Regions from separate parts of the Mus musculus genome. Here region 2 is linked to region 1. Evidence: chromatin loops called from intact Hi-C (ENCODE). Cell type or tissue: gastrocnemius. All regions are shown on one strand. Links, peaks and the distances in the headings refer to the core of each region. The heading gives the core; the rest is flanking DNA. Region 1 overlaps Disp2 (dispatched RND tramsporter family member 2). Region 2 overlaps Ivd (isovaleryl coenzyme A dehydrogenase).

Region 1 (14,232 bases), core at 6,233-14,232:
GTTTGTTTTCCCTGCATGGCCTCCTGCTTGTGTACACACTGGCTTTAGCCTCCGTGTATGGCAAAAACTAGACTGAAGCCATGACCGCTGAAGGAGCCTGGGGGGGGGGGTGGAAGAGAAAAAAAAAAACCACCTTCCCACTGAGCGCCCATTCCCAGAACTGGGTACCCTTCATTTTTCTGACTTCATCAGACGTGTGGTGGAACAGTCTGGCCAGGTAGCAATATGGCGCCATTTGTGTGTCCTGCCTGACTCTGCCGCCCCCAGAATCTCTCTTCAGACATGACACTTCATCTCTTTCCTGCCTGGACTGAAATAAAAGGCATTTTTAAGAGGCAAAAGGCAGTTGCAGACACCTTATCTCAGATTATCGGATTTAAATTGTACATTCTGTTTCTCAGAAGCAGGAGAAAGCCCCACAGGTGGAAGCAAATGTTTTCTCCCTCTTTTATTAAATTATTACCCTGAGAGAGATAAAATCTTATTCAAGAGGGCAAATCACAGTATGGGTATATTCTCCAGACCAGAGCACAGGCCAGGGACTCTGCTTGGAGCCACAACCTGACCAAAAGAAGGTGGGACTGGGGCTGGGGGTAGGGGTTGCAGCTCAGTGATAAAGCATTTTTTTCTAGCATTGGCAAAGCCTTAGGCTCCATCCCCAAGCACTGCAGAAAAAAGGGGGGGGAGAGGAGGGAGGGAGGGAACAGTGACAAATCAGGGCAGGGCCCAGGACCAGGAGCATCTGTACAAGGGGCTACAGCATCATTGGCTGTCTGGCACATCTTGCCAAGGAACAGTCCTGTCTGGTCTCTTCATTTCTCCCAGGCATGGGAACTACTTGTTCTCTTCCAGCAGTCCTCTGGAACCCCTGCTGATCTCTGAAGTTCCCCAGAGACCGTGGATACTACACAGGCATAACAATTTTGTTCAACTCAAGAGAAGAAACACAAATATGCTCCTGTTGAATCAAGCACCACCCTGGGGATAGTTATACCATAAAAAGTACATACTATACACATCACACACACACAGAGATAGACACACACAGACACACTACACCACAAAATTATCACACAGACACACACAAACACACTACACAACAAACTCACATCACACAGACACACACATACACACAAACACACACACACACACACCACACACACACACACACACACACACACTGCAGTCCTTTCCTCCCAGTTCTAGAGATGAAACTTGAGCCTTATGTGTACAAAGAACATTACATCCTCATTTCCACCCTCAAGGTAACATGCAATTGTGATGCCAGCCCTCAGGTGGCTGAACAGGAAGATCACAAGTTCAACGCTACTCTAAACTACATAGACCTTGCTTTCTCCCTTTCCTTGGCCTCCCAAGACCCTTCCTTTTGGCCCCGCCTCTGCATCTTCACCTAGCCTACAGAGAGAGTATCTGTCTTTAAAAAAAAAAAAATTCAAGCGTGGTAGCAAATTAACCCCAGAACTCACTTGGGAAGCAGAAGCATAGAGTTCAAGGCCATCCCGATATGCAATCTCAGTTTGGGAGGCTAAGGAGGGGAGTGCCATGACTTTGAGGCCAACCTGGGCTATATATCAAAAGCAAAAGGGGTGGATAGAAAGAGAGACAGAGAGACAGAGACAGAGACAGAGATCTTGTTTGCCTAGGCTGGCCTCCAAGTACTCTATCTCCAGGCACAACTTTCAGTTCTACAGTAATTTATAAAGTCATTGGCTTCAGAGATGTTTGAATAGTTAATTATTTGTACTTTTAAAATGACCATTGCCTTTCTTAATAGTATGAACAGCTCCCCTCATCTGTCCTGGTCACTCTGTGGGACCACAGTGACATCCAGATGAGTCTCTGAGTTCAGGGAAAGATTATTTCATACAGAGTTGTCCCTTCTGGAGCGCCTGCATTGGGGCTATGTGCCTGGGGCCAGATTCATCACTTTCTACCCCACTCCCCACTACCCTCCACCCCCTATTTGGCCGGTGCAGACAGGCAGCCCAGGAAGTTACTCATCCTAATTAGAGAGCTGGCTCATTTCCTTGGGAAGACTGAGACAAAGGTTCAACCCTACCACAGTCAGGCACAGATTTTCTACAGTGGCGTAACATCCTGCAGCGTGAAGACAGATAAGCTTAAGATCAGTTGATCTTTGATCCCTGTAGAGGAACTGAAATGTTTACAGGGAGGAAGCTGGAACCATAGAGACCTAAGTGGAAGCAAACCAATGATGGAGACTAGGTCCCTTTCAACAGAAGGAGTTTGGGAAAGAGAGTACTCCATTTTCCAGCAGTATGCTCTGTGGCTAACTTCTATTACAAATGAGACTGACACACCAAGTTGGGGCCTGGTTCTTTTTTATTTTTTTTATTTTTGGTTTTTCAAGACAGGGTTTCTCTGTATAGTTTTGGCTGTCCTGGAACTCACTTTGTAGACCAGGCTGGCCTCAAACTCAGAAATTCGCCTGCCTCTGCCTTCCAAGTGCTGGGATTAAAGGCATGTGCCACCACGCTCAGCTGGGGCCGGGTTCTTAAAAATATGTCCTGTGCTCAGTGCTCTAAGGTCGTAGGCTGCTGGAACAGGCCCCTCACCTCTACCCTGGCTACCTGACTGTCTTAAGCTCTAGGAGGCAGGCTGTCCCCTAAGAGGGAGACAGAGCTGATGCTGGTCACGTTGAGACCCAACCCAGGTCAGGCACAGTGCTAAAAATTAAACAAGCAAACAAACAAACTGGGGAGATTAAAACAAAGGCCAAGCTCTACAGCAGCCAGGCTAGAGGCTTACAGGCTCTTGTGAAATAATGATATAACGGCTGGCATAGTGCAGAGAGGCGAGGTTATGAACCATGATATAATCTAAACCAGTGTGCATGCAAGCAGGCACCCAAGCAAGGTGGGGGAAGGGGAGTCACGTGACAGACAGGGAGGCAAGCAGGCGAAGGTGAAGTTAAAGACCTTCAGAGGCAAAAAAGCAGAGACTGACACACTGTCTAGATTAACTGATTTGAAATGTCTGTTGTGTTCCTCAAAGGGAAGAGAAAGCCCCACAGGTGGAAGCAAATGGTTTTCCCCTTTTTTATTAATTCATCAATCTGGTGGGTAGAAAGCCTTCTTCAAGAGGGTAAGACACAGAAAGCCAGCTTTGTTCTCAAGAAACAGTTGCTGACGCTGGCCATATTCAAACCTCAAAACCCAACGTAGGCTGACTACTGTACTGAGCACATAGAATATACAAATAAATAAATGGACAAATAAAATAGGAAAAAACTATAGGTAAAAACTCTAGTAAATGTTAACACCCGGCATGGTGGTATGCACCTGTACACTGCGCACTGAGGAGGCTAAGGCCAGCCTTGGTTACACAGTGAGCTCCGGTCTCAGTAAGTGAATAAATTAACAAATGATCTCATACATACCCATGACCCAGGCAGTTATCCAGTTTCTCTTTGGCCCAAAGGGATTGGCCTCCAAGGGCTTAGCGCCTGGCTGCTTATGTCATCAGCTTTATGGAGTTGTCTGAGGTCTTGCTTTAGAATGTCTTTGGTCAAATCAATATATTTTGCCGGGCATGGTGGCACACGCCTTTAATCCCAGCACTTGGGAGGCAGAGGCAGGCGGATTTCTGAGTTCAAGGGCCAGCCTGGTCTACAGAGTGAGTTCCAGGACAGCCAGGGCTATTCAGAGAAACCCTGTCTCGAAAAAAAAATCAATATATTTCTAAATGTTAAGTTAGTACAAATAAATATGCATGACCTCAGTCGTGACATCAGATTTCAAATGCAGACATTATGAAATGGGGATATTACCTGAGTACCTAAAAGGGTCACGTTACCCATGCAAAATACGCTGCTTAAGAGAACACACTCCCTGTGGTCCTGAACTTGAGAAAGAGTAGGAAAGCAAACGTGTCCTCCACATGCCAAGTTCTATTTCAGGAATGTCATGTGTGCTATATCAAAACCGAGAGCTCAAAAGAGAATGCTCCAACCATTGTCTTCTCTGAGGGCCCGGAGTCAAAAGATGAGAGAGCCTGGAGCCTACCTCCATCGCGCCCCCCCCTTCAATGTGAGGCTTGTTCTGTCTTAAACTGTTGATACAGCCACTCTTCTGACAGGGGAGGGAAATAGGCAGAGTCCACCCATTATTTCCACCTTCTTGTCATGGTTTCTGGGAAGAACTTAGCCATTCAACCACCACAGGCAATGACCATCTGCCACTGTGGCCAGGGCTCTGGCTCATGACACATCTGGCAGGGCACCAGGTAGGCCTGGATATCAGAGTCAGTGTGGCATACACCTGAATCTCCCATGGGAGTCAGGTAAACTGCTGGGCTGGGTAAGCCAAGCAATTTAAAGGAAAGGAGACTTCGCCAAATCATTCGGCCCTGAACTTCTCTGAGAACCCCCATCATCTCCAGGCAGTCTGCTCTGTTGTCAACTCTTTCCTGTCTTAAGACTGGCAATCCTACCCCAGAAGTAAAGCTCTCCCTTCCCATGGAGCTAAAGAGAGGAACTAAACATGCACACAGTGTTGTCTTGATGATTAATTTGGGGACTATCACTGACTCCTTCCTGTCATACACCCCAACAAAGCAAACCTGTGCTTTGTTCATGACCCATGCCAGGACTGTTGAAAAAGCAGCAATCCTGTTTACTGAGTTTTCCAACTAAAATTGGGCCATCTGAACTTCTTTCTGATAGAATCCAACATGTTGGGCTGTCTACATCTCCCAACTACCATGAATTCCCAGGGCTATGTACTGAGTCTTATTTAACACAATGCCACTTTTACCAGCCAGTCTAACACCGTTCACTTAATGGACATCCCTGGCCACCTTCTGTGTCAGTAAGATGCTCAAGGCACTGAGGATGTAGAGATGAACCTTTCTACACATCAGTTTCTGCCTTCCCGGCTTCCACAGCACACCTGAGAAGTGGGGCGTGTCTCTAATCTGATAACTAGTTGCGGCAAATACACGAAGAAAAATCCAGTAGGGCGATGAAACAGAGAGGATGCCGGTGACTGCTTTAGAAAGAGTAACGAGGGACCCTTTGCAGATGCTCAAAGGATGTCTGTCAAGAGTGTAGAAAAGCTGAGCATGGTGGTGCATGCCTGTAAGGAAGGCAGAGGCAGGCAGATCTCTCTGAGTTCAAGAGCAACAGGGTCTACCTAATGATTTTCAGGAAAACCAGCGCTACATGGGGTGGGGAATATATAAACAGGCAACTAGTTAGGAAGTGCACGGTCTACAAGTTCAGAAGACCTTGGACTTTGTTCTAATCTTTACCTCTCATTGAATCTGTTTTCAAGCCTGTGAAGCAAGAAAATTCTTCTTGGTTTTGTCGGCAGTAAATAAGACCATGCATGTAGAGATACATTTACTATCAAGCAGTGCCAGTTATGCTTTAAGAATGAATACTGTTTGGGCGAATGTGGACCTTGGCATGCATGACTTGAGCTCTCACCCTCCTCATCTGTCGGAAGAACTAAAAAAGGAAAAAAGAAAAACCACCACCCCTAGGTTCCTATCTCCTTGTCTCGCTTACTGAATAATTCTGGGATGCAGATAACCCACTACCCCTATCTTTCCTGCCTGTCTTCTCCCAGGTCCTAGACCAAAGCCATGGCTCCTGAGGCAAGCCCAGAGAGAAGCTGCTCCCTCCACACCTGTCCCCTTGAAGACCCAACCGGTGCTCCGGTACCACCACCAACCGTGTCCACGCTCCAGGCTATAGACCCGACGAGTCCGTTAACGGCTGGTCATTTTGCCTTTCCTCGAGCGCCTCAAGACTATCAAGAAGGAAGTTCATTATTAGGATTAGGAGACCAAGCATCTCTATGTGCCCATGTCTCCAACCTCAGCACCTCCATAGACACCTCTCAGCATGATGGGGTCTGGAAGCAACCTTCTGTGCAGCGCCATGTGGTCAGTGTCAGGTAAGGAGGGGGCTGGAAAAGCCATTAAAAGGTACAGCAGACACTGAAGCCTCCATTTCCTTTCTTAGTAAGTGACTTGGATGGCTCCTGCCTCGGATGGAGGTGGCAGCTTGGATGGAGCAGGAAACAAACAAACAAACAACAAAAACAAAAACTGGAACTTGGGGGTGGGCAACTCTAAAAATTAGTACCAACTTCCTCTATGCCTTGTCCTCTGTCTTGCACCCCTTCCCTTCCTAACCCAATATGTACTCAGTCTTTCTCCCCAACCCCCCCCCCACACACCAGAAGACTATGGTAAACGTCTCTTCTTATCTTCTACAGGCAGGAACGCACTTTCCGGATGCCGAAGAGGTAGGGCCAGTCTTTCTCTGTGCTCCCAGGAGTGGCTAGGCTGGTACCCACTCCATAAATTTTCTTCTCTGCTACCCCAGCTCACCACCCTTACTACCATACCCAACACCAACTCAGGCATGCTTTCTCCCTCTTTTCCAGCTATTCTCATATGATTGCTGATTGGCCAGTGGCTGTGATCGTGGGGTGTCTGGCCTTCATCTTCCTCTGTACCCTAGCTGGGCTGTTGGGAAGCCCACCACTTGACTTTTCTGAGCCTTTACTGGTGAGAGGCCACAGGAGGGAAAGAGATCCCTACACTTAACCTTACAGCTCAGTCTAGGGCAGACAGTTGATCTATCTTGAGGGGGAGGGGTATAAGGTGGTGTTGGTGAGTTCTGGATCACCAAAGAGAGATAGGGATGGTACAGAAATCATATATCTACAATCCAGGTAGGAGGGAACCAAAGGGGTACAGCTGGGAAGGGTGCAGAAGGAGGGTAGTTTTCCTTTGCCCCCCACTACTCCTGCATACTTGTTCTTCTCTGCTCTTTTTCCTGCAGGGTTTTGAGCCTCGAGACACAGAGATAGGCCGAAGGTTAGAAGTTTGGAAAGCCATGCAGGCCCTCACTGGCCCCAAGAATCTGCTTTCTCTTTCCCCAGACCCTGAGATGAACAGGTAATATGTCCCCCATCTTCCCACTGAGAGTAGCAAAGGGAGGAAGAAGTCCAGGAAAGGACACCAGGTGACTTCTCCAAAGACATGGGAGAGCTGGCTGGTGCTCCTTCCATTTCTTGAGAGTCCACCATCCTGAACAGTACCTTGGGAAAACTCTTCTCTCTACCTCAGCTCAAGCCTCCTCAGCACCCTGAGCCCTGCAGCCTGGGGCAGGGCCGAGGAAAGTGTGGTCCGGACCAAGAGGATGGTGGGGCCTGTGGAAGTCAAAGAAGAAGAGAACTTCTTTTGTGGCCGCCCTGGTAAGCTGCATGGTGGCCAGTCCTGACTTCAGTGGGGAGGGGGGGGTCCACACCCTGTAGGATGAGCAGGTCCAGAGTTAATAATAGGCAGATTGGAAAAGAAAATGGCCACCAGCCATATCCAAGCCAAGGAAGATGGAGTAATAAAATCGGTCTCAAGTCCTCCAGTCAGGTGCAGGCAAGAATGAACGCAGGCAAGACTAGGCACAAGGTATAGACTTCCGACTGCTGGGGATCAAGGCTTCAGGTGGCCCAGAATGAGAATCTTCTCCTTTAGAGGGCCCAGGTTCTTGGGTCAAAGGGCTGAGCTGTGTGGGGGTTGTGTTGCAGAGAAGAGCCATGCAAAGCTGGTGTTTGTGTCCACCTCTGGGGGAAGCCTGTGGAACCTGCAAGCCATCCATTCCATGTGTCGCATAGAACAGGAGCAGGTGAGCTGGCTGGGGACATGCCAGGGTATGGGTGGGAACTGAGGACATGAAGGACCCAGTTCCCGTGGGATACTGCTTAGCCAGGACTGCCAAGGTGGACTGAGGAGAGCTCTTCCTGCTTAGAAAACTATTCCAATTCTGCTGGAGGCTCTGGGTTGGGCCAGGGCAAAGGAAAGTAGGCTAACTGTAGAAGCTCCAACCTCCTGTGGCAACGAGAACTCAAGCAGAGCATAAGGAGTTTCAAAAGGTTTGAAAAGAGATCTAAAATGTGTGTGGAAGAGACGCTGGCCCCGGGAAGTAGAGACTCTAGGCTTCAAGACTGCAGCCTTGTCAATCCAAGCAGTGGCAATTCAGTTATGCTGCTGGAGAACCATATACAGAGGCATCTGTGGAAGTGTTTGCTGCTAAAACCAGTAATGCAAAGTGCTCTATAGCTCTATACACCAAGTCCCTTGTGTCACATCACAATGTCCAGAGCATCAGAAGACACTGGTTAAGAATATGTGTTCTGCCCTCAAATGCCTGAGTTCAAGGCCAGCTCAGGGTTCATTTGGTATGTAACTTCTTAATCTCTCACTGCCCCATATGTGTTGTTTTTTGTTTGTTTGTTTGGTTGGTTGGTTGGTTTTCTTTGTTTTTGTTTTTGTTTTTTGTTTTTTGTTTTTTGTTTTTTTGTTTTTTGTTTTTTGTGTGTGTGTGCTGGGGATCAAACTTAGATACTTGAATGGACTAAGTACATGCTCTATTACTGAGCTACATCCTCAGCCCTGTAAATATGAAATAGGGACAATAGTATGCCCTTTATAGGGAAAGTGACTGTGAAATGAGATTGAATTTGGAAGAATCTGACATAATTCTGGCACTAGGAATGACTTGATAAGTGTATAGTATCAGTGTCGCTGTCAACTAGACATGTGGTTAATGGCAGAGTGGGGCATCTGACTCCCAGGTGGGAGCTTTGCCCCACACCAGCTGTTGTGATGGGGACAGCGGGGTTAAAAAGGAAAGGAGGCACACGGTGGCAAGAGGAAGTTCTGGCCTTAAGAGGCCTTCAGTAACCCAGGGAAAGAAGGGCTGGGGGTTCTCCACGACCCTGACCCTGGAATGTCTTCTACTGCTTGCTTCCAGCTCCCTGGTCTCTTGACCTTGCCCTATATGTGGCTTGTCACATCTATTCCCATTCCTGACTTAGGAAGTTGCAAAGCTGGCAGGGAGGGGCTGCAGGAGCCCTTCTGGTAGCCTCTGGGAAAGGTCTGGGGAAACCTCCCCAGGCTTGCCTTTGATAAAGCCAAGATAGAGTTACTAGAAGCTAGGTGAGGTGCAAAGACAGCTTTGAGACAAAGTATTTCCTTTGGGTAGTCAAAATACTTGCTCTCTGCCCTTCAGCATGACAAGAGGTGAGAGAGCTCAAGACAGGGTTAAGGTAACCTGGGCCCCTGGATTTCCCTCTGAGCTTCACTCCCCCACTCCTGTGTGCCCTACAGATCCGCTCTCACATCAGTTTTGGGGCTCTGTGCCAGCGATCAGCAGCCAATGAGTGCTGCCCCAGCTGGTCCTTGGGCAACTATCTGGCCGTGCTGTCTAACCGCTCCTCCTGCCAAGACACTACCCAAGCCGATACAGACCGCACATTGGCCCTGCTACGGTTCTGTGCCACCTTCTACCATCGTGGTGTCCTGGTGCCTGCTTGTGTGGGGTCTAGCCAGGACAAACCCCCGTTTTGTGCCCAAGTTCCTGCCAAGTGTACCGGAAGCAACGTGGTCTATGAATTCCTGCACTACCTGCTAGACAGAGACTTTCTGAGTCCCCAGACTGCGGATTACCAGGTGCCCTCCCTCAAGTTTGCCCTGCTCTTCCTGCCCATTATAAAGACCTCCTCTCTTCTAGACATCTACCTGGACGGCCTAGGTGACCCAATTAAAGTCTCTGACAACTACACATCTATCAGTGGCATGGACTTGGGCCTCAAGCCCAGACTGCTGAAGTATTACCTAGCCGAAGACACCATGTATCCCTTGATAGCCCTGGTTGTCATCTTCTTTGGCATGTCCCTCTACCTGCGCTCACTCTTCATCACGTTCATGTCACTTCTAGGGGTGCTGGGCTCCCTAATGGTGGCCTACTTTCTTTACCATGTGGCATTCCGCATGGCCTACTTCCCCTTTGTCAATCTAGCGGCTCTCCTTCTGCTTAGTGGTGTCTGTGTCAATTACACGCTCATCTTCTTGGATATGTGGCGCCTCAGCAGGGGTCAGGTGCCTTCCGGGGGCATGCCACACCGTGTAGGCCGTACCATGCACCACTTTGGCTACCTGCTCCTGGTCTCAGGCCTCACCACCAGCGCAGCCTTCTACGGCAGCTACCTGAGCCGCCTGCCCGCAGTGCGTTGCTTTGCTCTTTTCATGGGCACTGCTGTACTAGTGCACATGGGGCTCACACTGCTCTGGCTTCCCGCCACCGTGGTGCTCCATGAGCGCTACTTGGCTCACGGCTGTGTGGCCCAAGCGCACGGCCAGAGGGGTGGCAGCGACCCCCTGAGGCTGTTGCTGGCGTTGCACAGACGGATCCGTATTTTTCGCAAGATTATTTCCATCCTCTCGCGCCTGCTTTTCCAGCGCCTGCTGCCCTGTGGTGTCATTAAGTTTCGGTACATCTGGATCTGCTGGTTCGCGGCGTTGGCGGCAGGGGGCGCCTACATCGGCGGCGTCAGCCCTCGCCTGCAACTGCCCATTCTATTGCCACTTGGAGGCCAGTTCTTCCGTTCTAGCCATCCCTTTGAACGCTTTGACGCAGAGTATCGCCAGCAGTTCCTGTTCGAGGATCTGCCTCCAAACGAGGGCGGCAACTTGCCAGTGGTTCTGGTGTGGGGAATCCTGCCAGTGGACACTAGTGATCCCCTGGACCCTCGCACCAACAGCTCAGTGGTAAGTGATCCTGACTTCTCGCCTAGCAGCCCGGAGGCCCAGGAGTGGCTCCTGGCTCTCTGCCATGGAGCCCAGAATCAGAGCTTCTTTGGAGATCAGCCAGAGGGCTGGCCTACGCTGTGTTTAGTGGAAGCCTTACAGCAGTGGATGGAGAGCCCTAGCTGTGGCCGCCTGGGTCCTGATCTATGCTGCGGACAATCAGAATTCCCCTGGGCCCCCCAGCTTTACCTGCACTGTCTCAAGATGATGGCTCTGGAGCAAAGTCCTGATGGCACACGTGACCTGGGACTCCGCTTCGATACTCATGGCAACCTGGCAGCTCTAGTTCTAAAGTTCCAGACCAACTTACCCTACAGTACAGAGTACGGCCCGGTCCACCACTTCTACACTGAAATCAGCCGCTGGTTGTCAACCGAGATGAGCAAGGCACCTCCTGGCCTCAACCAGGGTTGGTTCACCAGCAACTTGGAGCTGTACAGCTTGCAGCATAGTCTAAGCACAGAGCCAGCTGTCGTGCTTGGTCTGGCCCTGGCACTAGCCTTTGCCACACTGCTGCTGAGCACCTGGAATGTCCCCCTCAGTCTGTTCTCTGTGGCAGCTGTGGCTGGCACCGTACTGCTCACGGTGGGCTTGCTGGTTCTTCTTGAGTGGCAACTCAACACTGCCGAAGCTCTCTTTCTCTCTGCCTCTGTGGGCCTCTCTGTAGACTTAACCATTAACTACTGCATCTCCTATCACTTGTGCCCACACCCGGACCGCCTGAGCCGTGTGGCCTTCTCTTTACGTCAGATCAGCCGGGCCACGGCGATGACGACTGGAGTGTTGTTTGCCTCTGGTGTGATCATGCTGCCTTCCACTATACTGCTCTATCGGAAGCTGGGCATCATCGTCATGATGGTCAAGTTCCTTGGCTGTGGCTTTGCCAGCTTCTTCTTTCAGTCCCTGTGCTGTTTCTTCGGGCCAGAAAAGAACTGTGGCCAGATCCTCTGGCCCTGCGCCCATCTGCCGTGGGATGCCGGGACTGAGGATCCTGACGAGAAGGGGCGAGCGGGGCCACCAGGATTCTCCGAACACTATGAGTTGCAGCCCCTGGCACGGCGCCGGAGTCCCAGCTTCGACACCAGCACAGCCACCAGCAAGCTTTCCCATCGGCCTTCCATACTCTCTGAAGACCTGCAGATACATGATGGCAGCTGCTGCCTCCAGCATGCCCAAGCCCCTGTCTCCCCAAGGGATCTGCTCCTAGACCACCAGACAGTCTTCAGCCAGTGTCCAGCCCTGCAGACCTCCTCTCCATATAAGCAGGCTGGCCCCACCCCCCAAACCTGGATCAGGCAAGATTCCCAGGGACAGAAAACTGAGCCCCTGCAGGCACTGCCAGAAGGCCCTGCCCACTGCCCTAAGTCCAAAGTGGAAGAGCTCCCCGATGGCCTGTGCTCCTCAGCCAGCACCCTGGAGGGACTCAGCGTCTCAGATGACACCTGTGCCTCTGAGCATAGTGTCCGTGTGCCAGATTCTGTGGGTACCTCCCCAGAAGTCATGAATGGCACTGGACACCCCATACTTGAGCGGGGCCAGCTGAATGGGAAGCGCGACACCCTCTGGCTAGCACTGAAGGAGACCATCTATGACCCAAACATGCCCAATTCTCACCACAGCAGCTTATCCTGGAAGGGCCGTGGAGGGCCAGGCGATATCAGCCCTGTGATGCTTCCCAACAGTCAGCCAGATCTCCCAGATGTTTGGCTCCGTAGGCCCAGCACCTACACCTCTGGCTACAGCAGCTGAGAGAGGCCAAGGAAGGCCAGACCAGGGTCCACAACCCTGTTGGTGAAGATAAGGCAGATGCCACACTAGCCTAGAGCCTGAAGGTATTTCTCCCTATTGACATGATGTCTTACCCTCCAAGTATGGATTCTAAACCCTGCCAGATGTTCTAGCCTTGATCTCTTTGCTACTTACCCCTGCATCTGGAGGATTCAGTGGGAGGGCCTTGCAAGGTAATACCAGGCTCTCCCTGTGACCAACTAAGGACTCATCTGTCCCCACAGTGCCAACAAGGACCCCTACTCTGGAAAGGAGGGAGGCCAGATGTGCAGTTCCAGGTATTGGGGAGGCTGATCAGCTGTCTCCCGGGTGACAAGAAGTTCAGTGACGCTAAGGTACTCCATCTTTGGGATCCAGTTGGAGTATCTCACTGACTAGAAAAACCCTTAAGAACCTCCACAGCCTATTGAATCTCATCCCTTCTCATTGGCTCTTAATCGGGACACTTCAGTTCTTGGGAAGCTTCTCTGGGCTGGAAGTGAACACGGGCCTCTGTCCTGCACTGTCCTGTTCTGCTCACACTCACCAGTGTGACTAGAAGCTCTCCAAAAGCAGGACAGAGGTGGATGACAAGAGAGAAGCAGGAGACAGGAAGGTCGGCTTTGGAGTATCCCTAAATTCCAAGATTCCCCCATAGGACGCTGACTCCAGAATGTTCCCCTGTAAGTGAGCAGTAGTTACCCCTTACCATTGCCACACCTGCCAGTCTTCTTGGACCTTTGCAAAGTTACTCCACAGTGGCCTGCAGTTGGTCAAGACACTGAGAATGGTTGATTGATTGTCCCCCAAAGTCATGTCACTGGGTAGCAGCAGGATTCTCTCCTGACTCATGCTGCCACTATAGCTCCCTGTCTCCTCCTGAGTGTGAGCTTCAGGGCCCTGGGCCCCTGGCTGTCTTGGTCCTTTGCTTCTGGCAGTTACCCAGTCTCTTTGCTTGAGCCTCTCTTTGTGAGCCCTCCCTCCCCTTGGGGCCTCCACCTCCAGAAAGAGTTGTAGTCTGAGTAGACCGGAGAGTTCCTCATTTCCTTTGAGTTTCCCCGCTCTGAAACTCTCTGAGATGCCTACTAGCCATGGGCCTACCGGGTCACAGGCAGCCGAGCTGAAGCTTAGGCTTCAAGGATGTGCCTCTTTCATGGCTGAGGAGTACAGACAGGCTTTGCCAGAAGAGGTACGAAGGGACAGAAGAATGTGAACAGAATCTAGTTAAGACAAGAACACAAAGTTGCTCTTGTGGAGTTGTCCAGGACCCTGAAGTCTAGGTATCAGGTCCTCAGTTTCTGAAGACTAGGCCTCCCAGTAAGGTTGCTTGACGGTGTCACTGATCAGTGGCAGAGTGCTCTCCTGACTCATCCTGCCACTATGGCTCCCTGTCTCCTCCTGACCAACTGCCTGCTTCAGGGCCATTAGCTTTCTCCACCCAAAGCACTCATGTGACACAGCTCAAGACACCAGGCACCATCTGCAAGTTTACTGAACACCTGCATTGGAAAGGGTGTTGTAAGGGAGAGAGACATGGAACGGAGAACTGGCCTCCTGCTGGGAAGCAGGCATTAGTGGGTCAGGGTTACTGCCGAGCTCAGGTGCCCAGCAATAGGTGACCGGGAAGATCTCGTGGAGAGGGATGGGTTTGAGCTGGGCTTCAGAAGATCAAGCAGATCAGACAGGAGGGAGCTTGGTGATCCAACTCCAAGGGTCCCCTAAGGACTGTTCTTTCAATAAGCTCCTGTGTCTAAAACTCCTGCTCCGAGGGGTGTGAGTTTAGGGGTGCTGCTAGCTCAGCTTCCCTTTCTAGTGCAGATC
Region 2 (15,778 bases), core at 2,875-10,874, 91 kb after region 1:
GAGAGAGAGGAGAACGAGAACTCGGGAGTAAGATGCTAGCATGCCACATTTGTAGATAAATCAGGTTTTCCCTTTATTAGCACCCCCCCACCCACCCCGTGGGGCAAGTCTAACCAGGGCCTCCTTTGGTTTCCTGTCAAGGGTATGCCTGGTTTTAGTACCTCCAAGAAGCTTGACAAGCTGGGTATGAGGGGCTCCAACACCTGCGAGCTGGTCTTTGAAGACTGCAAGGTTCCTGGTAAGTGACCAGGGAATAAGGGAGTCCCTGCCCTGACTCCTTTGCAAGTTGGGAAAACCCACTACCACACCCTTACAGAGGTTCGCCGCCATCATTTGTCCCGTGATGCACAGTTGGACTGTGGGCCTCCAGCTGCTGGACAGTTGTCTGTCCTGGCCACAGACCCTGCTGCTGTTGGCTTACCTGCCTATGATGGGGTTCTTCTGTGGGTACCACACCTTGCCTAGCCCCATCTACTGACATCCTTCAGACTTCCTGTGCACTGACTGTACAGCCCACGTGCTAGCCTGACTCTTTGTCATATATAACCCGAGGAAAACAGGTTAAAGGCAGAGAACTTATTTTGACTCATGGTTTCAGGTGTCAAGCCTATGGCCCTTTGGCACCATTGCTTCTGTACCTATGGTGAGACAGAGAATGAGGGGAAAGTGGCGAGGGAGAACTGCTTATTTTGTGGAGGTCAAATAGCAGTGATAGAAGAAACCAGAGTCCCTCTAGACTCTCACGGACACACCCCCAGAGGCCAGTTTTCCTTGGAGGTTCTTCCTCTGATCATTTCTGTTGTCTCCGCTGATGCCATCAAATTATGACTCCGTCATCAGGTTAATCCATTGAGCAGGTCAGCCTTCACAATCCAGTCACGTCCCAAACCCCACCTTGGAACACTGCTGCAGCAAGAGCCAGGCCTTGTGCACACACCAGCCCACCGCAGGGCATTCCCTACCGCTCTGAATTACACTCAGTAATGATGCTAAAAGCCCATCTGAATAAATTGACAGAAGCCAGACTCGATGAAGGAAAGGTAATTTGATTTTGCAGGAATAGCTTCTCCCTGTGCTATATCTGTAAACGTGACACCATGTAGCACTGTTAGAGAGCCGAGGGTGGGGATCTGGCCATCAATTAGGACTGCTTTGTGCATCAGCCACAAACCATCCTGAAATAGTGTGCTGTACACAGGGGGTCTCTAGAAAGGGAGACCGTGCAGACTCATCTTTGTAAAGAGGAAAAAAATCCACCCACCAGCCTTGAAAGCAGGTAGGCTGTCCGGTTTCTATACCCAATGTTCTGCCCACACCTCCCAAGTCCTTATTAGAGGGAGTGGGTGCTCAGTAACTTCTGTCACCAACACCCTAACTCAGAGACAAAGGCGCTTTCACGAGCATCATTGAGAGGTGACCCTACAGACGACCTCAGGCACCGAGTTCTCTGATTTCTATGTTAGTAGACATCAGGTGTAGAAAGAAGCGAAGAGGGGCAGGGTGAATTCTAAACCAGTCAGCTTTTCTTCTGTCTCATCCTAGGGTCCAGGACAAGAAAGGAAAAGGAAAGATCTAACAGCTTGGGGTTCTGTAGTGTTGTGGATGCTGGGGGGGGGGGTCGTGACCTAAAGCTCCACTTCTGCCTGGAAGTGGCAAAGTTCATCTTTTCCTCTCTCTTGAAACCCTAGTTGAAGGTTGAGTGACTCACTTTTGTGCCTTATGTGACATAGTACCTTCTATCCAAGTAAAGAGGCTATGAGCAGCCTTCTCTGACTTGCGTTTATCCCTGCAGCCGCTAACGTCCTGAGCCAGGAGAGTAAGGGGGTCTACGTATTGATGAGCGGGCTGGACCTAGAGCGCCTGGTGCTAGCAGGTGGGCCCCTTGGGTAAGTGTAAAGGGGCTGAAGGCCTCCTGGGTAAGCACAACATGTCACCAGCATGCGGCTGGGGGGTACCTGAGATCTCCAGCCCTCGTTAGGTTAGCAGCTTCACCCTGGTATGCAGCAAAGACACAGGAAAGTTACTTCTGTCCTCGAGAATCTCCTCCTACATTTAACTTCTTTACCCAGAAGGGAAATGGTATGAGGTGACAGATGCCAGGGCTGTTTAGTCACTGTGGTTGTGAAACCAGAGGCCCAGACTCTGCCCGCTGCCCACTGCCCGCTGCCCGCCACACCTTCTTGATCTCAGAGAAAGGTACATGGGAGCTGGGCAGGCGGTGCTGTGGCTGAGCAAGGGGTCTCTCAGGCTCCTTTACCTTTTCTCTGGGATTTCAGTTCCCATCTCAACCCTCGGGCCCGATGCCCTGACATACCCACTCCCCACTTGACAACACAACTCCACAGGCTTCCTCCTTTCTGGCAGGATCATGCAGGCTGTCCTGGACCACACCATTCCCTACTTGCATGTGAGGGAGGCCTTTGGCCAGAAGATCGGCCAATTCCAGGTAAGCGAAGTAGTTGCTGAAATGCCTTCTTCCACTGGGTTAAGGTTTTCCGTTGGGGAGAAGAGGCTGTCGAGCGAGCACTGTGGGATAGCTATTGTCCTTCTCTTACAAAATGAGCCTTGGGCTGGCGAGATGGCTCAGTGGGTAAGAGCACCCAACTGCTCTTCTGAAGGTCCAGAGTTCAAATCCCAGCAACCACATGGTGGCTCACAACCATCTGTAATGAGATCTGACTCCCTCTTCTGGAGTGTCTGAAGACAACTACAGTGTACTTACATATAATAAAAATAAATAAATCTTTAAAAAAAAATGAGCCTGAGATCATAGAACACAGCTCCTTCCCACCCAGCCTGGCTCTGGAGGGCCATCACGTCCTATTGGGGATGAATGGACCCAGCACTGTACGGCTGGAAGGTAAAGGATGCAGCACACTGGGGCTTAGGAGAACAGGAGCTGACTTAATACTCCCACCTTTCTGGCTGGAGGAGGCTGCTAGAAGCTAGCCACTCGAGAGGCAGCTCTTTGGCCTCGTCTCCTAGAGCTGTTTCCATCTCCGTGATCCTAAGCGGGTCCCGTCTTTTCTTTGTACCCTGGTCCCTCATCCGTGGCTATCAGTTTGTCCTTGCCATTGACCTGCTTTTGGTAATTAGAATGTCCCAGTATGTTGACCCGTTGGTTCCTCCTGTGCCAGCTGATGCAGGGAAAGATGGCCGACATGTACACCCGCCTCATGGCAAGTCGACAGTACGTCTACAATGTCGCCAAAGCCTGTGACGAGGGCCACATCATTCCCAAGGTGAGGGCGATTCTTTGGGAAGAAGAGGTGGGGCGGTGGGTCATTTCCTGGGATGGGCGTCGTTGTGCTTGTCAGGACACTGCTGAGCAGAAAGAACCTCCTTCCACAGGACTGTGCCGGTGTGATTCTGTATGCAGCCGAGTGTGCCACACAGGTAGCCCTGGACGGCATTCAGTGTCTAGGTGAGTGGCTCCCTCTCCACTCCTCGCCCTGTTTAAGCCAGCCACACCCACGCTGGCACCTTTAAGTCATCCGCCCACTGTGAAGAGGAAAGGGACATTTTTGTAACAGCAGTCAGTAATAAATGAATATTTATTGTTTTAATGGGGGGTCGGGTAGGGCCTGCAGACACAGCTCAGTAGTTAAGAACACTGGTTGTTCTTCTAGAGGACCCAGGTTCTATTCCCAGCACCCACCTGGCAGCTCACAACCATCTGTCACTGATGTTCTATGGGAACCAATACCCTCTTCGTGTCCTCTGAGAGCACCAGGCATGAATGTGGTGCACTGACAAAACATGCTGGCAAAATATCCATATATGTAAAATCATTATAGCAAAATCATTATCTATCTATCTATCTATCTATCTATCTATCTATCTATCTATCTATCTATCTATATTATAAAATGATTGCAGACTCAGTGGCTGACATGAACAGGAGAAGTGGGATTCGAACCTAAGCCTGTACCCTTCACCACTGGCCAACAATGAATGTGTGCTCCACCCAAGGCTTCTCTTTCCTGGTGACCTTATACCAGGCATATATCATATGATATATACACATGTGCACATATAGATGTGTATATGAAAGAGAAAAGTAGCCAGGCAGTAATGACACACACCTTTAGTCCTAGCACTAGGGAGGCAGAGGCACGTGGATCTCTGAGTTCGAGGCCAGCCTGGTCTACATAGTAAGCTCCAGGACAGCCAGGGCTACACAGAGAAACCCTGTCTCGAAAAAGGGGTGGGGAAGAGGCTACAAGCTGTCCTTACCTTCGCTGCCTGGTATAAGGTCACCAGAGAGAGAAGCCTCATTGTTGGCCAGTGGTGAAGGGTACAGGCTTAGGTTCGAATCCCACCTCTCCTGCTCATGTCAGTCACTTGAGTCTGAAATCAGGGATGGGGTGGGGTGGGGACAGAGCTCTCTGTGTAGCCCTGGCTGTCCTAAGGAACTCCTCTGTAGACCAGTCTGGCCTTGAGTGCACAGAAATTTGACTGCCTTTACCTCCCGGAGAGCTGGGGTTAACGGTGTGTGCCACTACTGCCTGGGCTTTTTTTCCCCCCTGTATTTCCTTTAAAGCAGAGTCTCTGAGTTGATGGTATAGCTAAGGATGACTTAGAACTTGTGATCCTCTGCCTCTACCTCCTGAGTACTGAAAACACACCTGTTTGTATAATGCTTTGAATCCAGGAGATTGAATCCAGCCAGAACTTTGGGTGTGCTAGGTGGACACTTTACAGTCCCAGCCCCAGATTTTGTTCTTTCTTTGTCTGAGTCCTGGGCACCTGGGAAACTTTCTAGGCCAGCCCTACTGTGCCTTCCTGACCCAACCAGGCTCCCTCGATGCCTTTGCTTCTGTTTAATCAACCCTCCGGCACAGCCTGTATATCTGGGGGTGCTTATTGGTTCAATCAATAGACCAAAGATATTCAGAAAAGGCTGGGCATGGTAGTGCATACCTGTATCCCAGCACCTGGGAAACTGAAGCAGGAGGATTGCAATGAGCTTGAGACCAGCCTGGGCTACATAGTAACTTCTTGGCCAACCTGGGCAGTAGCTCAGTGTGGTATCCCCAAGCATACACAAAGCCCACAGCCCAGCACTGTATTAACCAGATTACAAGTTAATCCCAGAACTCGGGAAGTTAGAGATGAGAGAGTCAGAAGTTCAGGTCATCTTTGGCTATATAGTGAATTGTAGGCCAACCTAGGATATGACAGACCCTGTCTCAAAAAGGAACCGGGAGGAAGAAAGGAAGGAAGGGAGGGAGGGAGGGAGGGAGGGAGGGAGGGAGAGAGAGAAGGGGAGTGGAGGGGAGAAGGGAGGGAAGGAAGGAAGGAGGAAGGAAGGGGGAGGAAGGACATGATCAGAGAAGAGAATTACATCCGTAGCTTGGGATTTTGCCACACTGAATAAAGGACCAGCACGATGGGTCCTTGGGTTGAGGAGCTGGCTGCTGAGCCTGGCAGCCGAGATTGGTCCTCAAGACCCACGTGGTGAAAGGAGAAAACTGACACATCATACACACTGTCCTCTGACCTCTACATGTATGCCAGGGCACATGTGTGTGCACACACATGTACACAAATTAAATAAATGTAAAAGAAAAGAAAAACTGTACCTGAACTGCACATAGACCCCTTTTCTTGTCCTGATTCCCTAAACATTCCAATATAACAACAGTTTAAATGGTACTTATGTTGTATTAGATATAAAAAATAACCTAGAGATATTGAAAATATGAACTGGGGTTATAACTCAGTGGTAGAGCATTTGCCTAGAGTGTGTGAGGCCCACACTCAGTCCCTAGCAGAGAGACTGGGAGGGAGAGCGGGGAGGGCATCGCATGCGCATAGGTTATATGGGAAGGAGCCAGTCCTTGACCATCCTGGAGGGTCTGTTTGCTTCCTCACATCACCCCCTGCCTTCAGTTCTGTCCTCTCTCTTCCCACATCTGCTTCACAGGTGGAAATGGCTACATCAATGACTTCCCCATGGGCCGCTTTCTACGAGATGCCAAACTGTATGAGATCGGAGCTGGGACCAGTGAAGTGAGGCGGTTGGTCATTGGCCGAGCTTTCAATGCAGACTTCCGCTAGCCCTCTGCGGCCCATCGCCCCCTGGTCCCAGCACCGAGAGGCCTTTCTTTGGAAGCAGAGATGTGGCAGCCCTCTGACCTGTCTAAGGAAGCTCTGCTGCTCAGCTGCCCTTCTCTGTCAGCCCTCTGCCCCGTGTGAAGTCGGATTCTCCAGCCGTTCCGGGCAGGAAAGCCTAAAATGACTGCTAAAATGACTTTGGCTTTTTGGGGGGTTTGGGGGGAGGGTGGCAGTGTCTGTGCCATTGCTTTCTACATCTGAATGTGATGACCTGACCCTCCAGGTAGCATCTGACAGGTACCCGACTCCTTTTCTTGGGCAAGCCTCTGGCAGGGTGCCCTTTCTGTTCAAGGGTAACAGAGGCATTACCCCTTTCAGTTGTCAGATACTTGTGGTCTCATTTCTTGAGGAAAAGGCAAAAGCCATCTCCTTCTTAACTGTTTCTCCAAGAGCTAGACAGCTCCAGAATGCCTATGGCAGACCCAGGAAGGACAGAGTCCACAGTCCAGGCAAGACAACACAGAAGATCGGCTCCCTCGTGTACCTGAGTCTGTCTGCATCACTCTGTCACAGGCTAGCACTGGGCCTGCTCATGTGACCTTCTGCAGCTGACTGGCCAGCAGACACAGGTCCTGTGGCCCAGCCCAGGTTGCCTGGCTCCCCTCCAGCCTTGTTGCCTCTGTATATTTCTCTAGACACCCTGTGGCTAATTTTATTACAACTGCACAATGTCTGTTGCCATTTTGTATTAAATATACTGCAAGGTAAACCCTTCTGCGCCCAAAGCCGTGTTCTGCAGGAGAAACAAGCCACTTGCTATGGTCCTGTCTGCATCCAGAGAATGTCCTTGAAGCGGCCTGCCCTTCAGTTTGCCCTTTGGGAATGGGATAGGAGGCCAGAATAGGAAGTCTCAGACCCAGATCTCCTGGTGACTTTTCTTCTTGTTGTGTGTGAAATTGTACCTAGGCTGTGCTAGGCAGGCACTGCACCACTGAGTCAGCTCCTTGCCCTACCAACTTCTCCATGGTTTTATTTTAGTCTCCCTGTAGCCGAGACTAGCTTTGAACTAAGACCCTGAACAGTAGATCTGCCCCTATCTCTTGAGTGCTGGGATTACAGGCAACACCCTGTGCTTTTTCTTAAAGGAAAGGGGGAGAAAATGGGGGGGGGGTGTCAAGTGTGGGAAGACAGGAGGAGAGTCTTAAGTTTCTGGAGGATTTTGAGAGTTTTTTTTTTGGGGGGGGGTTGCTTTTGATTCAGAGTCTAACTGTAACTCAGAATCCTCCTGCCTCTGCCTCCTGACTGCCAAAATTATATACATGAACCACCACAGCTGGCATATCTGAGTTTTGTTTCATTTGTCTAGCTATATAGCCCAGGCTGGCCTTGGACTCAAAGATCCTCCTCTGCCTCCCTAGTTCTGAGATTAAAGGCACGTGCAACCACCACACCCAGCTCAAACTCTGCAAGGTTGTTTTGTTCTTTTAATACTTGACTTTTTCAAGGTCAGAATTGGAGCTAGGATCCTAATGGGCTAGCAACAGGGACATCCCAACCTTGGGCCTCCCAACCTTGGGCCGTCACAAATAGCGCCCAGGCCGTGGATTACCACATTCATGTGAGTTCCCAAAAATAAAGACTGTTTTTCCTGGCTCCCAGCCCAACAGTCTTAGCCTAGGTGGAGTGCTGAGGTCTGAGACAGGTGGAGTCAGCACCTTAGCAACCCCACACCCGTCCCATCTTAAGAGGGGGTTCATGAATGCAGTAGATACACTGACCAGCTGAGGAAGATCCCTGGAACAACCCACAGAAGATGATCAAAATGAGGCAGAGGACCTGCACGCCTGCAAGATTGTCACCAAGCCAGACAACCTGGGTTGGAGTCCAAGAACCCATATGGGGGATGGAGAGTTGCCCTCTGACCTCCATAAGTTATCAGAAGGCAACATGTCACCCAGTCATGCCATAGGAACCCTACCAACGAGAGTGTGCCCCAGAAGTTCACCTGTTAAAAACCTCAGTCCCAGCCATTTGTTAATGGTTTAGGTAGTAATGACTTTAGTGGCTTTATAAAAGGGAATCTTAAACTAGTGTGCCTGCTCTGTCGTGTCAGGTCTCCTACCATGTTATCAGGCAAGAGAAGAACACTGGAGTTGGGAGCGCCATGCTTTTGATAGTCAGCCTCTGGAACCATGAGCTATAATTACCCAATCTGTTTGTATCCAGCTATAGCAACTGAAAGGAAGAATGTGATTGTTTTTCTGAATTTTTTTTTAATGTGACACACAAGAAATGTTTTTAAATAAAAGACAAAATAAAAACTATGTCTGAAAAGTGGATGGGAATAGTGGGGGTGGGACGCTGCTAATGAGAAGTGTTAAGTGTAGCCAGGTCTTGTGCCTTATCAGAATCTAGTGACAAACACCTGGGCTCCCTAGGGAGTGACACTGGGCTAAGGCAGCTATATGGGGGTTTTTGTTTGGTTGAGTTGGTTTGGTTTTGGTTCCCAACCCCCACCCACCCCGCTGATAATCCAACTTGGGCCTGGAGAGAGTTTCTCCCCAGGGACCAGAGTCTTAGCCCCACATCCCAGTGGTAGTCCCTTGTAATATTGCTTCACTTCACACATCCACTCCTTCCCTGACCTTTGCAACCAACTGAGTGCTCAAGGCAAGATTGCTTAAGGATGCAAAGCCCTGCTGGGTGAGTTGCTCAAACCTAGGAACGACGGGTGAGCCAGCCACGCTCTGACGCCCGGGAGGCTGGGTGGGGCCCGAGCCGGAGTAAAGCAACAGCACACAGAGTGGAGAGAGCGTCTAGCACACAGCGTGCCCTGGTGGGGGCTGGAATCCGCATGGCCATCGGTTATCTGCTTATGGCGGATCTAAAGTGCTCTCACTTCTTAAGACTCCTGCCTTAAAGCTCTGCGGGCGGCCGATTGCAGCGAGGACTCCCGGGACCCGCTCAGTCAGCGCTGCGTGGAGCTCGCCTGACCCCTACCGGCCATCCGCGGACTCGCAGGCGCGGTGACTTTCTGGACGCTCCAGTTTCCCACTCGTGCTCTGGATGCACGGTTTCCAAGACTGAAATTTCCCCAGAATTTGTATTTTACTAAATGAGAACATTGAAAGATCACTATCCACTATCACCACCATCTCATACAAGAAGGCCAAACAAAAACAGGGAGACCATAAACAGCAAAGATGAGTGTGGTATTCTTTTAAAAATTATGGTCAGAGTTTAAAAAACTGTAATTTTTTTTCCAAAACTTATTTTATGTGTATGAGTATTTTTCTTGCGTGTGTATATGTGTTCTGCTTGTTAGTCTGATACCCGCAGAGACCAGAAGAGGAGCTGGATTCCCTAGAACGATGTTATGAGTTGCCTTGTGGGCAGCGGGGAAACCCATTCAAGGGCCTCTCAATGAACAAATGCCCCTAACCCGGGGGAGCCGTCTCCCCACCCTCCAAAACAATGTAAGTTTTTAAAAGTTTATTGAAGAGGAAAGCCTGTCCCCTCCTTCCCCCTGTACCATTCCCCCAGGACAAAACTTCTTTTGAATCTGTAAGGAGTTCCTTTTTGGCTATTCATGCTTCTAAGTGCTCTATTGATTGATTGGTTCGATTGTAGGTCCTCCTAAGGATACTGTTTTAATGTGCATAATTGTCATTTATGACAATCTTGTTATATGCTCATATTTTTTTCACTATCCAACAGGCATTTAGACAAGCCCCCAGATAGATGGGGGGTGTGGGGGGGGACAGGGCAGGAGCACATACCAGCCTCTTCTTCTGCCTATATTCCACTCCACAGTGGAGGAACTCAGAGCCACACTATGCAAGGTGGGGGCTCTCCCCTACTGTGCTCTACCTACTTCCTCTAACCAAGAGCCATTCAGAATTCGACTTCTCCACACCAATCCAACTTGCCTCCCTTCTTCCAGTCCAGGTCGCTGAACTGCACCTCCACCCTGAGCCAGAGAGAACAATGGAGCCTCCTCTGATGGAGCCAACCATGCATCCCAGCACATTTAAGGTCAATACAAAGGTTACACTGGGCATAGTAGGCATCTTGTATACCCAAGCACTCAGGAGCCTGAAGGAAAGGATTACAGTGACGTTGAGGCCAGCCTGAGCTATATATCCAGTTCAAGGCAAGCCTGGGCTACCTAAGTAAAAGGACTGGGAAAGTGCCCCCCAAATAAAGACCTAACATCTCAGTAGAGCTCCTTTGTCCCAGATGCTTTGGAGACTGAAGCAGGAGGATCACTTGGGGCCAGGAACTTGAGGCTACCTGAGCAACACACTAGACCCAGTGTTAATAAGGAAGCATGGTGCTGCGTGCCTTTAACCTCAGCACTTGGGAAGCAAGGTAGGCAGGTCTCTGTGAATTCGAAGGCTAGCTTAGTCTAGAGAGAGCTCCAGGTCACACAGGGCTCTGGAGACCTTGTCTTGGGGGAGGGGGACCTAAGGATTAGCAAAGCAAACACAATTTGGGTCTATCTTGACTCTTTCTGCAACTCCCCTCTCCGCTGCTGAGCACAGCAGCTGTGGTTGTACGCAGTCTTCCCTGCCTTACTCTGGCCTGGGCCTTTGCCCCAGCTGGTTTCTCCATCCAGGAAGTCCTTCCAGCTCTGTGCTGTGCCCTCCCCTAAAGCCTCACTGCAGGCTCCCTCCAGAAGAACTCTCCAGCCTTTCTTCTCCTCTCTCCCCACCTCACCCACAGCCCACTCCCCTTCCTCCCACCTTGGCACATGAACATCCAAGGGCGCACGACACGTTCAAGGGCAAGGTGGGCATTCTCTTCTTCATGCCTGCCACCTGTTTCCTCCAACAAGGGACAGCTCCAGGCCACAGCTTCTGCTGTTCTAGAATTCTAGAACTGCTCGGCAGTTCGAGTACGCCTGCCCACTCTCAGGGAGAGAGGCTAGCCTCATTTCTCCCAAGTATTTCTTGGATGCTGGTTGCTGTTAGATTAACTAGAGCACTCAGCCGGAGGCAGCCCCCCATCCTGCACCCCATCCTGCACAGTGGGTTTTATTATCTGATGTACCCATTTCTCTGCCTTTAGGCTGTAAACTTGAGGGCTAGCTCTGGGATTGCACTTGTCTATGTGGGAACATCAGCAGCAGCGTCATGTGATGCCTGGCCCATGTGTTGCTGACAACATTGGTTATTTGTTCTATGGTCACCTTATAATACTGTTAGATTTTAGAGGTCAAAAATCATTTCCTGCCAGATACCATCGATGGCATGTGTCCATAGTCCCAGCATTCAGGAGGTCGAGGCAGGAGGATTTCATGTTTGGGGCCAGCCAAGGCATTGTGGTGAGACAGAACAAAACAAGCAAGCAAACAAACAAAAACCTACAGTAACAACAAAACCCTCCCAGTTCTCTGAACCTGCAGCAGGGCCAGTGCTTGCAATAGGTACTCAGTAGCTAAGTTCATGCTGGATGAGGGAAACAACAGGTGGGCCGGAGCCCTGGCCTAATCCAGAGTTGGCACAAACAGCGGAGCCAGCCGGCTTCGCCTGACCCTGCTCTCCCCATCCCTTCCCACCCGGGAGTAGCCAGGGCCCAGCTGCAGAGGGAGGCCCTCACTCCCAATCTTCCTCTGACCCACTCAGAGAGGAACCTTGGCCCCTCCTCTGCCGACTGGGGACAGAAAATAGGGGGGCAGAGGAGGACCACACACTGCTCTTCCCTTCCACGGTAAAAATGTGCACATAAGCAGGCACATACGTGCAATGTCAAAAATAAGAGGCAGAAGCAAGTTCTGTGGTTTAACCAGTGACCCCGTCATTTGAAGGACTGAAGCAGGACTGCCAGTTCCGGGCCAGCCTGGGCTACATAACAAGACCACGATTTTTGTTTTGTAAATGAGTCCAAATGAGCCCCTGACCATTTTATTTTATTGCATTGCATTTCACTTCATTTTATTGTGTTGGGGTGGAATCCAGGGCCTTGGTCTTACCAGGCAAGGACTCAGCCACCAAGCTACACCACCAGCCCTCAGTAATTATATGTTTGTTTGTCTACTTGCTGCTTTGAGACACTCTCACTATGCTGCCTAGGTTATCCTTGAACTCTAGGCTCAGGCTGGACTCTTGCTTAAGCCTCCCATGGGTGTACATTTTTCTTTTTTTTTTTTTTTCTCAGGTGGCTTCTTACCCGTCTGTGTATCTCTACACAACATTCTACACAACATGCTAGGTTTTTAACTTTTTATAGTTGGACTTATATAGTGTGTGTGGTGTGTGTGGGTGTATATGTGTGCTTGTGCGCATGCACATTGCTTCTATGGCTCATGGCTGTATCCCACTGCTGGTTTTCCTTCCAGACTCATGAACAGAACTATAACCTGCTCAACATTTTCTTGTCTAGCGCACATTTTCCCTCATGTAGAAATTGTGTGATGTAATGTCCAGTCTACCCCGATGGGCATTTGGGCATTTCTAGTTTGCAACTGCTGAGGGATGCTCCTCCTGGTGCGAGCGTGTCTCCTCGGGTCCTCTAGGTACGTCCTCACAGAGGGAATTGCTTTGTGGTAGGGTACACATATAACTAGCCTGAAAAGGGAATTCAGAGCTTCTCTTCCACAGTTGTGGTCTGGGGTCGAGTGAGACGGGTGAGACAGCCCAACTGCTGCCTGCCCTCCCTGACAACCTAAGTTCAAACCCTGAGACCCACACGGTCTGAGGACACCAACATTCGAAAGTTTTCCACCAACCTCCACATACACAGAGCAGAGCATGCGTGCCCACAAACACATGTGCAGCACAGGTACAGAATGAAGATGTCATTTAAAGTTTTAAAGGAAAGTGGCATGTCTATAATATTCTTAAAACAGTGCCACGAGAAATGACTCAAAACAGAGGTGGCAAGCATGCCAGACCACGGTCAACTCCGTGTATTTATGAATGTGCATAGCTGCGTTCCTGGTCAAGTCCATAACCCACACGTTCAGCAAAGCTTTCTGAACAACTACTAAGCGCCACACCCTGGGTCACGGGCGTGCGGATAATGACGAGTCCGCCCAGACCAACCTGGGAAGGACAGTGGTGTCCCCATGTCCTCTGCCAGTCAGCCCCAGCTCGTCAGCTTACCCAGGGGGAGAGAAAGGTTGGATGGGTAAGTGGGGGATTTTCTTGAAAAGAAGAAAGCTATTCCAGGCTCAGAAAGGAGCATGCTCCCTCCTCGGAGACTGCAAGTATAGCAGATGCAGGACTGCAGAGGACCTGGTCTACGCTCATGTTGACAGAGAAGGGCACACCACCAGATCCATCCAAGCACGCCTTGTGCCTGTCTGGAGCAGACATGGGTGAGCACACACACGGACATGCATACCGCTACACACACGGAGAGTCTGTCAGACACGCTGCAGGAGCAGAAGCAAGGAGCGTGAACACGCAGCTGCCAGTGAGAGATAAGCTCAGGATGGGGTGGGGGGGTGGGGAAGGGGGAGCGCCTGCCTGGCCTGCCTGGCGAGCCACCTTATGCATCTGCCTGAGCTCCCCAGGGGCAGCCTCTGCAAAGTGCAGTGTTTCAGAACAGCCTGGGCACCTTGCCCCACCCTCAAGGGCTTGTTCTATTTACAGGAATGGAGTAGCAAATTCTCTCAGTCCGACTTGGGTTGTGGCTGATGCTGGCAAGCTAAACAAGATCAGGTATTCAATGGGTTCTGTTAGTTGTTGAAGAAAAGTTTAATGAAATTCGCTGTGAGGTTCGGGGCGGGAGTGTAATTCAGTGATAAAATGCCTGCCTAGCCTGCTTGAGGCCCTGGGTTCAGCTGATCCCTGGCTCTGTGAAAAATAAAATGAAATAAGAGAAAAGTGAGAAAGGGAAGGGAGAGGAGTGAAAGGAATTTTAAAATGGAAGAATTTTGAGCGGGCAAGAAGCCAGCACAGAGAGGCCACTGCTCCAAAGTCAGCATGCAGTGTCCTGGCCAAGAGTGGAAGGGTAGAGGTTGGGGTCATTGCAAGGTTGCCGAGACTGGACATAAGTCAACTTTATACGACTGTAGGTTTTGTTGTTGTTGTTGTTGGTTGGTTGGTTGGTTGGTTTTTCAAGACAGGGTTTCTCTGTATAGCCCTGGCTGTCCTGGAAATCAGTTTGTAGACCAGGCTGGCCTCGAACTCAGAAATCCACCTGCCTCTGCCTCCCAAGTGCTGGGATTAAATTGTGCACCACCACGCCCTGCTTAACTAAGGTGGCTGAGGTCTGCTCCCCAATCCTGACTCTTTGCAAGGCCCCAGCTGGCTAGTTCAGGATAAAGAATTGCCACTTAGAACATAACTCAGCAAATCCTAGCCTGTCTCAGCACCTCTCTCCCTCCCCCACCTTCCCCTCCAGTGCCTCTGGACAGAAGTTGGACTGTGGTCCACTGAGGCTGGAGAAGGACGAGAAACGGTCTGGTGTTTAGGGACTCCATAGCATCTCAATACCTTCCCTCCCCGAGGTTTGCCTGCCCCAGAGAGGAAAAAGGGGAAAAAGCCCTCACTGGAAAGCAACTGAGGCCAGGATGCCCAGGGTACACAGCTCTGTGTCCCATTCTCTGTCCTACACATAGCTGTGGCTTTCCATCTTGACGCCCAGTCACTCAGACGTGCAGCACCCACCTCTTCTGCACTCCTGAGTCTGGGGAGAGGCCACGGGTATGAGACAAGAGTTCTAGATATTCTGTAGAATGTGAAGATTGTCACCAAGAAGTGACAAGACTGCTTTCTGTGAGAGAGGCTGTGAGGTCTCCCCAAGAGAATAGTCTCAGCCTGCCAGGGACATTTGCCTGAGACATGAGAGCAATTATTCAGGGGCTGGAGAGATGACTCAGCAGGTAAGAGCACTAACTGCTCTTCCAGAGGTCCTGAGTTCAAATCCCAGCAACCACATGGTGGCTCACAACCATCTGCAATGGGATCTGATGCCCTCTTCTGGGGTGTCTGAAGACAGCTACAGTGTACTCAGATATAATAAATTAATTTAAAAAAAAAGCTATAAGAGCAATTACTCAGCCGGGGGTGGTGGCGCCTTTAATCCCAGCACGTGGGAGGCAGAGGCAGGCAGATTTCTGAGTTCAAGGCCAGCCTGGTCTACAAAGTGAGTTCCAGGACAGCCAGAGCTATACAGAGAAACCCTGTCTCAAAAAAAAAAAAAAAAAGAGCAATTACTCTATGAATCCCAACTGTAGCTCCCTCACTGGGAGGGTACCTCTTCCTAGTTTCACAATCTTCTTCCACATTATCCCTTCCCCCCTCAAGCTGAGAAACCCCACTGTAGCCCCCCAATACTTCACTGGCCATCCTACGCCTCCTTTTCAATTGTCTTCTGAGAAGCCCACTCCATGCAGAGCAGTCAGTAAGCTCATCTCTGTGCTTCCCATAGGGACACCATCGCTCCACACCTCAGAGAATGTGCCAAGGTCTCCTATGCCCGCCACCCTGCTCATGAAGCATTTTCCTGCCCATTCTCTTCTCCCTGTGCTTTGCCCTCGGCCTAACCTCCACCAATCCTCTGCGCTGTTTAAGATCAACCGCCATTTGCCTCATGGCCACTGTGTGTAGGGGTTGCCAGATGGCAAAGACGGGTATTAGTTATGAAGTTGACAGAGCTTAAAAGATAGGGCAAGAGAGCCATTTAAACAAAAATAATAATAAAATTTGTAAAGATCATTTCTTATTTCATTCACCCTTATCAGTGTTGTTGATGTTGTTGTTGTTAC

What was found. Peaks named below come from ENCODE experiments on the same cell type or tissue, not always from the same donor. Only the 100,000 strongest peaks of a DNase experiment are listed, where the experiment ranks them.
Region 2: a loop joins it to region 1, with 9 times the contacts of the local background. A loop is called at or near these places in 12 of 42 quality-filtered maps.

What each region holds. Positions count from the first base shown.
Region 1 is chr2:118,780,434-118,794,665 of GRCm38, forward strand. Disp2 (dispatched RND tramsporter family member 2) reads left to right here. Exons shown (of 8, transcript NM_170593.3): 2 at 5,613-5,942; 3 at 6,267-6,296; 4 at 6,438-6,561; 5 at 6,839-6,954; 6 at 7,126-7,253; 7 at 7,584-7,681; 8 at 9,166-14,232. The coding sequence starts at 5,629. The coding sequence ends at 12,393. Among named protein-coding and RNA genes, the nearest start is that of Disp2, 7.8 kb to the left of the region's middle. In gastrocnemius, for the core only: CTCF peaks have their summits at 10,336 (motif pointing right) and 12,204; DNase peaks (open chromatin) are centred at 7,706, 8,901, 9,222, 10,149 and 5 more places; H3K4me3 peaks cover 808 bases; H3K27ac peaks cover 730 bases.
Region 2 is chr2:118,874,524-118,890,301 of GRCm38, forward strand. Ivd (isovaleryl coenzyme A dehydrogenase) reads left to right here. Exons shown (of 12, transcript NM_019826.4): 7 at 142-238; 8 at 1,793-1,886; 9 at 2,365-2,446; 10 at 3,138-3,242; 11 at 3,352-3,424; 12 at 5,930-8,386. The coding sequence ends at 6,063. It overlaps Gm32798 (a long non-coding RNA gene), which reads left to right and starts at 13,228. Exons shown (of 3, transcript XR_374917.3): 1 at 13,228-13,381. In gastrocnemius, for the core only: no CTCF peak of the experiment used is centred there; DNase peaks (open chromatin) are centred at 7,829 and 9,016; H3K4me3 peaks cover 467 bases; H3K27ac peaks cover 375 bases.